Linked DNA regions of Homo sapiens: region 1 is linked to region 2. The links are chromatin contacts, found by Hi-C or POLR2A ChIA-PET in ENCODE. All regions are on one chromosome and are shown on one strand. Each heading gives the region's core, a stretch centred on a gene start or an enhancer-like site at or near the end of the contact. The rest is flanking DNA. Distances are from core to core; before and after follow the strand shown. Region 1 overlaps FAM20C (FAM20C golgi associated secretory pathway kinase). Region 2 holds the start of FAM20C (FAM20C golgi associated secretory pathway kinase).

The links. A loop is a pair of places that touch in the nucleus more often than their neighbours do. ChIA-PET counts read pairs that join two places held with the same protein, here RNA polymerase II (POLR2A). Pooled maps may share reads with other maps.
Region 1: a map of psoas muscle shows a loop between it and region 2 (9-fold over the local background). The contact joins the enhancer-like site here to the promoter of FAM20C in region 2. A Hi-C loop is called at or near these places in 19 of 168 maps with a recorded cell type or tissue (IMR-90, MCF 10A, PC-9 and 15 more) and 19 of 50 pooled maps. POLR2A ChIA-PET finds 5 or more read pairs at or near these places in 7 of 52 experiments (AG04450, Caco-2, H1 and 4 more).

The regions. Positions count from the first base shown.
Region 1 is chr7:226,235-231,236 of GRCh38, reverse strand. The region is part of intron 3 of FAM20C (FAM20C golgi associated secretory pathway kinase); the gene reads right to left. Among named protein-coding and RNA genes, the nearest start is that of FAM20C, 36 kb to the right of the region's middle. RefSeq lists an enhancer at 4,657-5,002. Within about 2 kb of position 1,781, at least 15 of the 41 ENCODE cell types and tissues checked have a DNase peak (open chromatin) inside an H3K27ac peak, as active enhancers do; they include ascending aorta, gastrocnemius medialis, heart right ventricle and 4 more, where a contact is called at or near this core.
Region 2 is chr7:189,551-194,423 of GRCh38, reverse strand. FAM20C (FAM20C golgi associated secretory pathway kinase) reads right to left here and starts at 1,853. Exons shown (of 10, transcript NM_020223.4): 1 at 620-1,853. The coding sequence starts at 1,224. It overlaps LOC124901808 (a long non-coding RNA gene), which reads left to right and starts at 4,306. Exons shown (of 2, transcript XR_007060632.1): 1 at 4,306-4,873.

The DNA of each region.
Region 1 (5,002 bases), core at 532-3,031, 37 kb before region 2:
GTCCTCGCTGCCCCGGAACAGACCCCCCAGCGCACCCACTCCTGTCTCCCGTCTGCATGATGGTTGGGGTCGGCCACGCCAGCCTTCCTGATGCTTGGATGGGAGGGTCCTGCTGGGGCTGCTGCTCCTGCCTCTGTACTCGCTGCCCTGGCCTGGACCACCCTGGCCTGTGTCTTCCAGCATCATCTCCCAGGCCGTCTTTTCTTTCATAGCTCACTGCATCCTCAGCCTCCTGGGCTCAGGCGAAACTCCCACCTCAGCCTCCCGAGTAGCTGGGACTATAGGACCCACCGGGGTCCAGCAGCGGGTCCACACTGAAGCCAGGTTGATGTGGCGCTTTTCCCTTCATTTACTGGTAGGTATTATTCAGTATATTATTGAGAGCAGTAAACACACAGGACTCTTCCCTTCATTAACCGATAGGTATTATTCAGTATATTATTGAGAGCAGTAAACACACAGGAATTTTCCCTTCATTTACCAATAGGTATTATTCAGTATATTACTGAGGGCAGTAAACACACAGGACTTTCCATGTGCCAGGCTCTATCCTCAGAGCTTTCTGTATCGCGACTCATCTAATACCAGGCTCTATGGGGCAGGCGTTTTTCCACCGATTTTACAGATGGGAACACTGAATCGGGGAGACACCAAGGACCTGTCTGAGGTGGCCGGCCAGGGTGAGGCATGTGGACCAGACGGCCCGGCCACCCTCCATCCACCCACGGCCCCACAGGAGCCTCGTGAAGGGCTCCTGGTGTTCCGAACGCCGGGACACAGAGGTCCAGCCACGAGGCTCTGCTGTAATAAATAACCACAGACAGGGGCACTTTAAGCCACGGGGATCTGTTCCCCCCCCCCCCCACCCCGTCCTGGGGACAAGAAATGCAAGGCTGAGCTGTGGGCAGGGCTGAGCTCCCCGTGGAGACTCTAGGGAGGATCCTTCTTGCCTCTCCCAGCTCTGGGGGCTCCAGGAGCTCCTGGGCTTGTTACTGCAGCCCTGCATCCCCTTCCCTTGGCCTCCTCCTCTGCGTTTAATCTCCCTCCACCTCCCTCTTATGAGGACAGGGGATTGCATTTTGGGCCCAGGGAAAGTCCTCATCTCGAAGTCTTTAATTTAACCACACCTCCAAAGACCGCTTTTCCAAAGAAGGTGACATTTACAGGTTCCACGGCCGGGGCCCGAGATACTCGGGGCACCTTCCAGAGGGTCGCGGAAGCGGAAGCTGGTCCTTCCCCATCCCCCTACCCCATCTTTCTATCCCATTTCTCTTGGATTCCCTTCTCCAGGGCCAAACTCAGGGAGGCCCAAAACTAGATAAGACAGACACTTTCTTATTCCTCCAAACACACTAGATCCCTGACTCACTAAATGAAGGCACGGAGGCAAAAATTAGCCTTTCTATCTTGGGTAATCTTCTCATCACTCACACAGCAGAAAACCACCACCTGTCATTAGCGAGATATATTAAGCTGTTTAATACCAGGCTTTCAGCCGGCAGAGCTCTGGAAGGTGCGGGGCTCTCCCTGGCAGTGACTCCGGCACGACCTTTTGGTCCCCGAGTTCGCGGTCCACGCTTCCTGCCCATTTCTGCGTCACTTGTTCCAGCCCCGTGGGGTAGGTGTTTGGCAAAACGCGGCCGTCTTATTTAAAACCCCTGGCACCTTGCTCATCCCCCATCTGTCATTCTCACGATGTGCCACCGCTGTGGTCTGGACTGTTTGCGTGAGGACGGCGAGCTCTCCAGCCACAGGGCTGCAGGCAGGAGGGGCCCCATTGGGCTCGGCCAGGACCTGGACCAGCTGCAGCCAAGGCCTTCCCGCTCAACACAGGAGGTCTTTTTCAGCGGCCATGTGTGAGTCAGGAGAACTGGGAATGAGAATGGCACAGGGCCCAGGAAGGACCGGAGGGCGGCGATGTGCGGAATTATTTATACACCAGCCAGAACACATTGCAGCAAAGTTCCCAGAAAATGCATTCCTCACAGAAAAGGGGGCTGCCTCATTGCACGTGGAAGGAAACTCACTTCCCACACATCGGAGCCCAGACAATCCGCCTATTTCACACAAACCCGGAGGTGCTGAAGGTTATGACGAGACCTCATCTGGACGTGAAGGGCCCCTCCTGGGTGGGACATTTCCCTGCTTCTGGTCCTAGAGTGGCCCCCGTGGGGCTGACAGGGAGGCATCTTGGTGGTGGGGGGGTGGGGTGCGTGGGTGGGGCAGGGTGTGGCCCGACTACGGGTCCTGGTGTCGCTACTCACCCTGGCTGTGATCCCCATCCATGAACAAGATGCCTGGTGGGCGGTCTTGGAAGGGGCTCCCAGTGCTGAGTTTGAGGAGGAGGAATCCCCAGCGTGGGACCCTCCAGCCAGCATGCAGTTGTTACAGGTCAGGACTACAAACACGTTGAGGAGGCTGCCCGGGACCCCACTCATGCCGTCAGCAGGAGCCGTGAGAGTCGTGGCGTCTGTTCAGTCAGGTCACTCTTGGTGGAGGATGTGGGATGGACCCACAGGTGCCGTGGAGGCTGGCAGCTGTGCTGAGATGCTAAGGACCTCAGCTCCAGGCACCAGTTGTCCAAACCTGAGCTTCTTGTTGGGACAGGTCATTCCCCTGGCTCACACCGGCTCTGTGGAAACGCTGCCCTCAGAGGAGAGCTGGGGGTGTAGGCAGCGGGCGTCTCCCCTTCCACCCTCCACAGCCCCCATGGCAGTGTCAGCCTCTCACAGGGGAGGGACAGGGACACGGACCTGGCTTGTTGACCCCACACTGAGCCGTGACACCAGCCCCCTGGGTGGCCAGTCTTGGGGGTCTCCTCAACCCAGCAGAGGGGCCTGAGTCCTCACAGTCTGAGACAGCCACACTGACAAGAGCCCCTGTGATCTAAGGACTAGAGATTTCCAAGCTTTTCCAATGAACCTGCCTTCTTCGGAACCCATGGGGACAGGCAGCACTGAGCCAAGACCCTGCCCAGGGCAGGGGTCGCCTACTGACCTATCTTTTATTTTCTCAGAATTTCTCTGATTGGCCACGGGCCTCATCACAACCATGCCAGGCGGATGGCTTTCCCCCCTGGTGTTTCGTTACGCAGGCACAGGCCTGTGCGCCTGACTGAGCCCGCCGTCCCCCATCAGCTCTGACGGGTCGCTGTGGTGCGGCTAAAGGGCTTCAGAACCATTCAGGTGAACCCTAGGACCCTCCTAACCGGCCCCAGGTACCCCTCCCGGGTCTGCAGGAAACCTCTGCGCCAGCTCTTCAACGTGAGACACAGAAGAAGGAGAGAATCATTTCTTTGGCTGGAAAATCATCTCAGAAGAGGCTCTTCAACCTCTTACGGTCAATTTAATGAAAATCCATTTTAAAATGATTCAGTGATTTGCAACTGTAAAAGTCTGAAGTCATTTCCACTTGAAAACAATTGCGATGGTTTAGACTTTATTTCAAAAGCAAACGGGGAAAAAGAATTGCTTGAAAGTCTCAGACCCACTGTAGTTTTAAACACGCTACTGTCGGCTCATCCAGTATTCATGGACAGGACTCAGGGAAGTACGACTAGACTGGAAATGAACGCGGGCTCCCCGGTAGCCTGAAAACACAGGTGCAGACATCTTTCCTATGAAACCCTTGTGATGCTTCCTTTCATTTCAAAGTAATAAAAGGGTAAGCTGCTACTAACTACTAAACCAGGATTAAATATTGAGCACCAAGGTTACTGTTACAATCTTGTTTTTCCTCCGTGGAGCCCTAGATGTTTAAAAAAAACATCAGTAAGAAAAATAAACTAAATGCATAGTTAGGGGCTAGTGTTTGAGCCCGTTCTCTGCTTGTCTAAGGAGATCTTAAATCTGCAGTTTCCTTTTTTGGCATTAAAAACAACCAGACCTGAGCAAACTGCTTTTGAATGAAATCCCCTGGCTTCCATTTTCGTCCCCAGTACGAGGAAAATGAAGGCCATATTTTCTTTCCCGTCCTTTTAATCTTCCCTCCCTTTCGTGACAATTAGAACGATGGCCCACACACTAGCGGCACCCCGGCGACCGTCATAACTGGAGAAAATACAAAAAGACCCTCGATATTGCCGTTCTGGGGAATGCTTTTGGAAAAAAAAAATGACTTTCCTTGATTTTCAACAAATGGGGTAATCTTTTCCAGGAGACCCCACGGAAACACACATCCTCAGTCGGCCAGGGTCGGACGGCCTGGGGAGGCTGAGAAGGCCTAATCGGAACAGCCGAGGGGAGGGTGCCAGTGTGGGCTTGGACGGCTGCAGGGACGGGCCTCAGCTTCCCCATCGGTAAAGTGGGTGCAGGGCCCAGAACCGCACTCTCTGAGGGTTTTGCTGTTTTTACCATTTATTCATTTCCCTGTCAGATTCTCTGCAATGGTTACATAATTGTTAATAATTTCCTTTTACTTATTAAGCAAAGAAATGTCTAGCTGCCAGGTGAGGGCAGGAGAAGACAGCTACCTTCTGTGGCCAGCCTCAGTTGATGTAACTTTGGCCACCAGTAAATCATCAGGGTGTCTGGACAAGCCAAAGTGACCTCAGAGGCCAGAGGCTCCAGCCCGGGCGGATTCGGGCCTGTCGTGGGCAGTGGGGTGGAGCGGCCGCCTGTGCCCGTCCCCACAGACCTGCGAGAGGGTGGAGTCTCTTAACACCACCTGGTATCGGGGCCACGACCGGGGGGCACACGGGGCCACCTGAGAGGCCCAGCCGGGCGGCCGTGTGGCTGCGGGACAGCGACTCCCTCCTCCCTGAGCCTTGGGCCCTCGTCCTTGGCTGGTAAGCGCTGGGACTCTTGTGAGGGTGACTAGGCCTTGTGGCACGCCCCTCTGAGTCAGCCCATGCAGGAGACACGCTGTTAACGTTGATCTGTTTTCAAACCTTCCACCCCCTGCACTGTGACCCTCCAGGGCCCCTCCTAGCCGGTCTTCTCCAGGGACTCAGACAGCTTAGCCGGTCACGAGGCAGAGGAAGGGAATCCGTCCTCTGTGGTGG
Region 2 (4,873 bases), core at 604-3,103:
GGGCCGGGGGGTGGGGAAAGGGCTTAGCCAGGACAGTTTAAAGAGAGGTTCCTGCCGTGGCTTCTCGCCCTTTATCGAGCCATCATCTCTTTGCAGCCAGCACACCCACCGCCCTTGCTGGCTGGGCCGCCTTGTTGCACCTCACGGCTGCCAGCAAGCCCCTCTGATAATTCTGCTCCAGCCACTGGGTTTAAAAGACTCAATAGGCACATCCAGACCTTCTCCAAGGTGCCCACCCAGAGCACCCTCGCCAAGTGTCTGAAAGCCCAGCGGCAGCCTGGCTCCTTCCCTCACCAACTCATTCATTCATTGCCTGACCCCATTTCCCAAGCTGGTGACCACGGCTGGTCAGGACTCGCTTCTAAAGGGCGCGGGGTCTGGCTTCCTCACCAGCAGCCACAGGGCACAGCTCCCGGACCAGCCGGCAGCCCCTCCCAAGGAGGAGGTTATTCTGGAGACAAAGGCAGCGCCCTGAGGTAGGCGGCTGCCTCCTCCCGCACCACACTCCCTGCCCGGCCTCTTCCATGGGGGGCGGCCCTCTGGGGCCCCTGAACCTCTCTACACCATGCCTTGGGCTCACGGCTCCCTTGGGGGTGGGCACCTGCCAGCCCCCACTCACCAGTCCGGGTTCTCCGCCGCTTTGGGGCTGAGCCTGGTGTCGCTGTTCACATTGAACAGGACGTCCTCCTCCGTGAGCGGCGGAACCGCCACCCGGTAAAGCGGGTGCTCGAACAGCCTGGCCAGGAGGGAGGCGTCTCCGCCGGGGCCGGGGGGCGACTCGGACCGACGCGGGCCGGGGTCTCGCAGCAGCGGCCGGTGCGCGGGGTCGTGGGGTCTTAGGGCGCCGGGATCCCGCCCCCGCAAGGCGCGCTCGGCCGGCTCGGCCGCGGGCGGCAGTTTCTCCAGCGAGTGGGACGAGAGGTTGGAGGAGGGGTCGGAGCTGAAGTCCTGCAGGATGCGGAGCGTGTGCTTGTTGGGCCAGCCCGCGTCGCCGGCGGCGGAGGAGGCGGCCGGGGGCTCCCCGGGGCGGCCCCGAACCTGGGCCCAGCCGGGCGCGGCCACCTCGGCGGCGGGCTGCGCGCACGAACAGCCGGGCTCCCCCGAGGGCCGCGCGCCGCGTCGCTCCAGCCTGGGCAGCAGGTCCAGGGCGATGTGCAGCGCGCAGGCCACCAGGAACACCATCAGGATGAGCACGCGGAACCGGCGCACCAGCATCATCTTCATGGCCGCGCGGGCCGGCCCGGGCCTGGAGCGCGTTCTGCCCGCGCGCCCCTCTAGCTGCAGCTGGGCACGAGCGCGGCGCCGCCTCGCGGGTCAAGGTCCATCGGTGCCGGGCGGCTACCAGCTCCGGGGCTGTCCCCGGGCCCGGGCCGCGTGCAGGGCGCCCGCCGCCGGAGCGCTGGGTCCCCGCGCCATCTCGGGCCCGTCCCCGCTCGGCCTCTCCGGAGCGGCCGCGCCCTCAGCCGGGGAGCCCAGGGGTCCTGGTCCGCGGAGCCGGGCGCGCGGGGGGCGGCTGGGGCCGCAGCAGGGGGAGGCTCGGCGCTCGCAGCCGCCGGCGCGGGGCTCATCGGGCGTGTGGGTCCATCCCGGCCGGGGCGCGACGGGCCTGGGCGGTGGCGGCGGCCGCAGGCGTCCCGATCCTCAGCGCGCTCCTCTCCAGGCGCCGGGCGGGCGGGCGGGGAAGGGGCGGCTCCTCCGGGCCGGGCTCTGCTCTCACGCCGCGCCCGGGAGACCGGGGCTGGGGGGAAGGGGGGGGCGAAGGGCGGAAGGGGTGGGCGCGGGGAGCGGCCGGCGGGGTCCCGGGCAGGTGCAGCGGCCGCCCCGAGCGCAGCTCCCGCCTGGCCGAGCCTCTCGGCGCCCCGCGTCCCGGGCGGGCAGATATCGAGCGCCGCGGAGCCGCCCCCCGCGTCAGCGCCCACAGATTGGCGGAGCCGCCGCCCCACGAGTCACGGCTGGGCCCGGGCCGGCTGCGCTCCCGCTCTCCTTCCTCCTCCCCTCGGCCGCGCCCCGCGACGCCTCTGAGCTCCGGGCCCGCTAAGGAGAGGGCTCCTCCTGCCCGCGGTTTGCAGAGGGAAGCGGCGGAGACCGGGAGGGCGCGCTCGGTTCTGGCCAGGCCAGCAGCTGCGGCCGAGTGGGGGGCTCCGGCCTGGCCGCTTCCTGGGACCCCCTCCCGCCCGGGGCCGCCGCCGCCAGCTGCAGCCTCTCGGCTCCTCCCCAGAGGAGCGCGGGGCCGGGGCCCAGGCCAAGTCCCTCCCCGGAGCCGCGGGGCGTCTGCGCCGCCGGATGAGCTCCCCGCCGGGCGGCGACCCCGTGCCCCACGCCCGTCTCGGCAAGGAGGAGGCGGAGGCGGCCCCGCGAGAGAGGCCCAAGGAGCGACTGGGCCTGGACCCAGGGGACGCCAGGGCAGCGGAGCTCCCGGCACCGGTCCCGTCCCCCCCCCCCCGCCCACCCGCGGGACGCGCCCGCCTTAACCCTCCAGGCGCCGGGCCCGCTGGGGGCGCTGAGAGGGGCTGGTGTGCCGGGGGCGCCTTCCTGCTTGGGGCCGACGGGGGTGTGTGAGTGCAGGCGTGTGCGTGTGTGTGCGCATGTGTGTGTGTGGATGTGCGTGTGCGTGTGTATGCCTGTGTGTGTTTGTGTGTGCGTCTGTGTGCATGTGTGTGTGCACATGCATGTGTGTTCACGTGAGTGCATCTCATCTGTCACCCACAACCAGGGGAGCGGTGCTTGTACAACCAGCTGGTGGCTTCTGCAACCAGCAGCTTCTGGCCGTGCAGCTCCCTGTAGGGAATATGAGTTAATCTGGATGTCAGCCTAAGATGTAGTCAGGGAGGTAAGTGTGTGGGAGGAGGCCACATCCCCTGTGCCTCAAGCCGGCTGCTTCCACAGTGCCCAGACTGCCTGGGCCAGCAGCCTCGCCAGCAAGCCCAGGCGGGTGGGCCGGGAGCAGGGCCTGGGCCCCCCCTCTTACTTTCACCGGCTGGCTGTGTTACCAGGGCCCTCTCCGCCCTCTCTGAGCCTCAGTTTCCTCTGATGTGAATTAAGGGCGTTGAGCCCATTGTTCCTGAGGAATCACTCATCTCTGAGCCTGGCCCATTGCCTGGCATTCCGTGGGCACCCACTAGATACTTATAAGGGGAGAAGTTGTTCCAGTCCGGCTGGCCAGTGGAATCCATGCGTCTTGGGCCATTTGAAGTGAGTGAAGGGCTGGGTGCGGCCCACCTGGAGCTGGACTGGAGGCTGTGTTGGGTGGGGCGGTGTGACCTGGAGGTGGGCTGCCCCCTCAGGAGACAGCTTCACCCCTGTGAGTGGACCTCATCCTTCCTTCCTTCCACTCACATGGACAGCACATCTGTGTGTAGACAGGGTCACTGAGAGAGGCCAAGGAGGGTGAGGAGGAAGATCCCGGGTGTGGGGGGAGTCCTGGGGGAGCAGACAGCAGGGACAGAAGCCTGTGGCAGGAAGGAAGGTCTTGGCCTGTGTTCTCCCAGCAAGGGTCCCCTTGGACTTGGAGTTCTATAGGCTCCTGGCCCCCCCATCTCTCCCGTGGTCTACAGGACCTCGACGCAGAGCTGTGGCTAGTGTCTTGGGGCAGACATGGGGCTGAGCAGACCCCATGGAACACTATTATCCGGTGTGGGGGGCCTCATGGAGGTTCCCTGGGCACTTACTTTCACTTGCCTCCTGCCCCCAACTCCTCTCCCCTCCCATCCTCACCCCCAGAGTGGTTTTTGGGAGCCCGGCAGCTATCTGGACCCGTGTGCACCCCTGGACGCCTCCCTCCCTCGCAGAGGGTCCTGGTTCATCTCGTCTGTTGCCTCTTAGAACAGTGGCCTCTACCTCGCCAGGTCCTTCAGAAGCGCCCCCCTCCCTGCCCCGCCACTGTTTTCCCAACAGCACCCGCCGTGGTCTGAGGACACTTTCTTCTGCTCCTGTTTATTGTTTATCTCCCCCAAGCACAAGCAGTCGAGTTAAGACAGGAGCCTCGTTCAAAGTTCCGCCCGGGGCCAGGCACAGCGCAGGCTCTCAGAGGAGGGCCCAGGAGTCCACAGGCTGCGGCGGCGCGAGACAAAAGTCGGAAGACAGGACCCCGCTGAGGAGTGAGGAGACAGCGGCCAACCCTCCGCCAGACCCTTCCGCCTGGTGCCTTTACTGGGCTCTGAGGAGGAATTTGGTGGTTCAGTCGGCCCATCCGTGGACACCATAAAAACAAAGAGAAAACAGACACACACAGATGCACACATAGATACACACAGATACACACAGACACGGATATATAGACACACACAGATACACACACGTGGACACAGACACACACATAGACACAGATATATAGACACACACAGATACACACACGTGGACACAAACACACACAGACATACCCATAGTTACGGATATATGCATGGATACACAATACACAGACACACAGATGATACATGCATAGACAGATATATGGACACACACACACGGACACACAGATACACACATAGACACATAGACAGACACAGATACAGACACAGGCACATGTAGACACACATGGACATACAATACTCAGATGAACACAGAGATAATATACACATAGACACAGATCTATAGATACACAAAGACATACACACAGATATACATAGATGCACACATAGACACAGATACACATGTCATCACACATGGACACACACAGACACACACCAATACACACATAGACATACGAAGACACAGGTACACAGACACGTATACACACAGACACGCATATATACATACAGACGCAGATATACACACAGACACAGACATACACACACACACAGACACAGATATACACAGATACATGGACAGATACACATTCACATACACACATAGATACACAGAAACACACAGACAC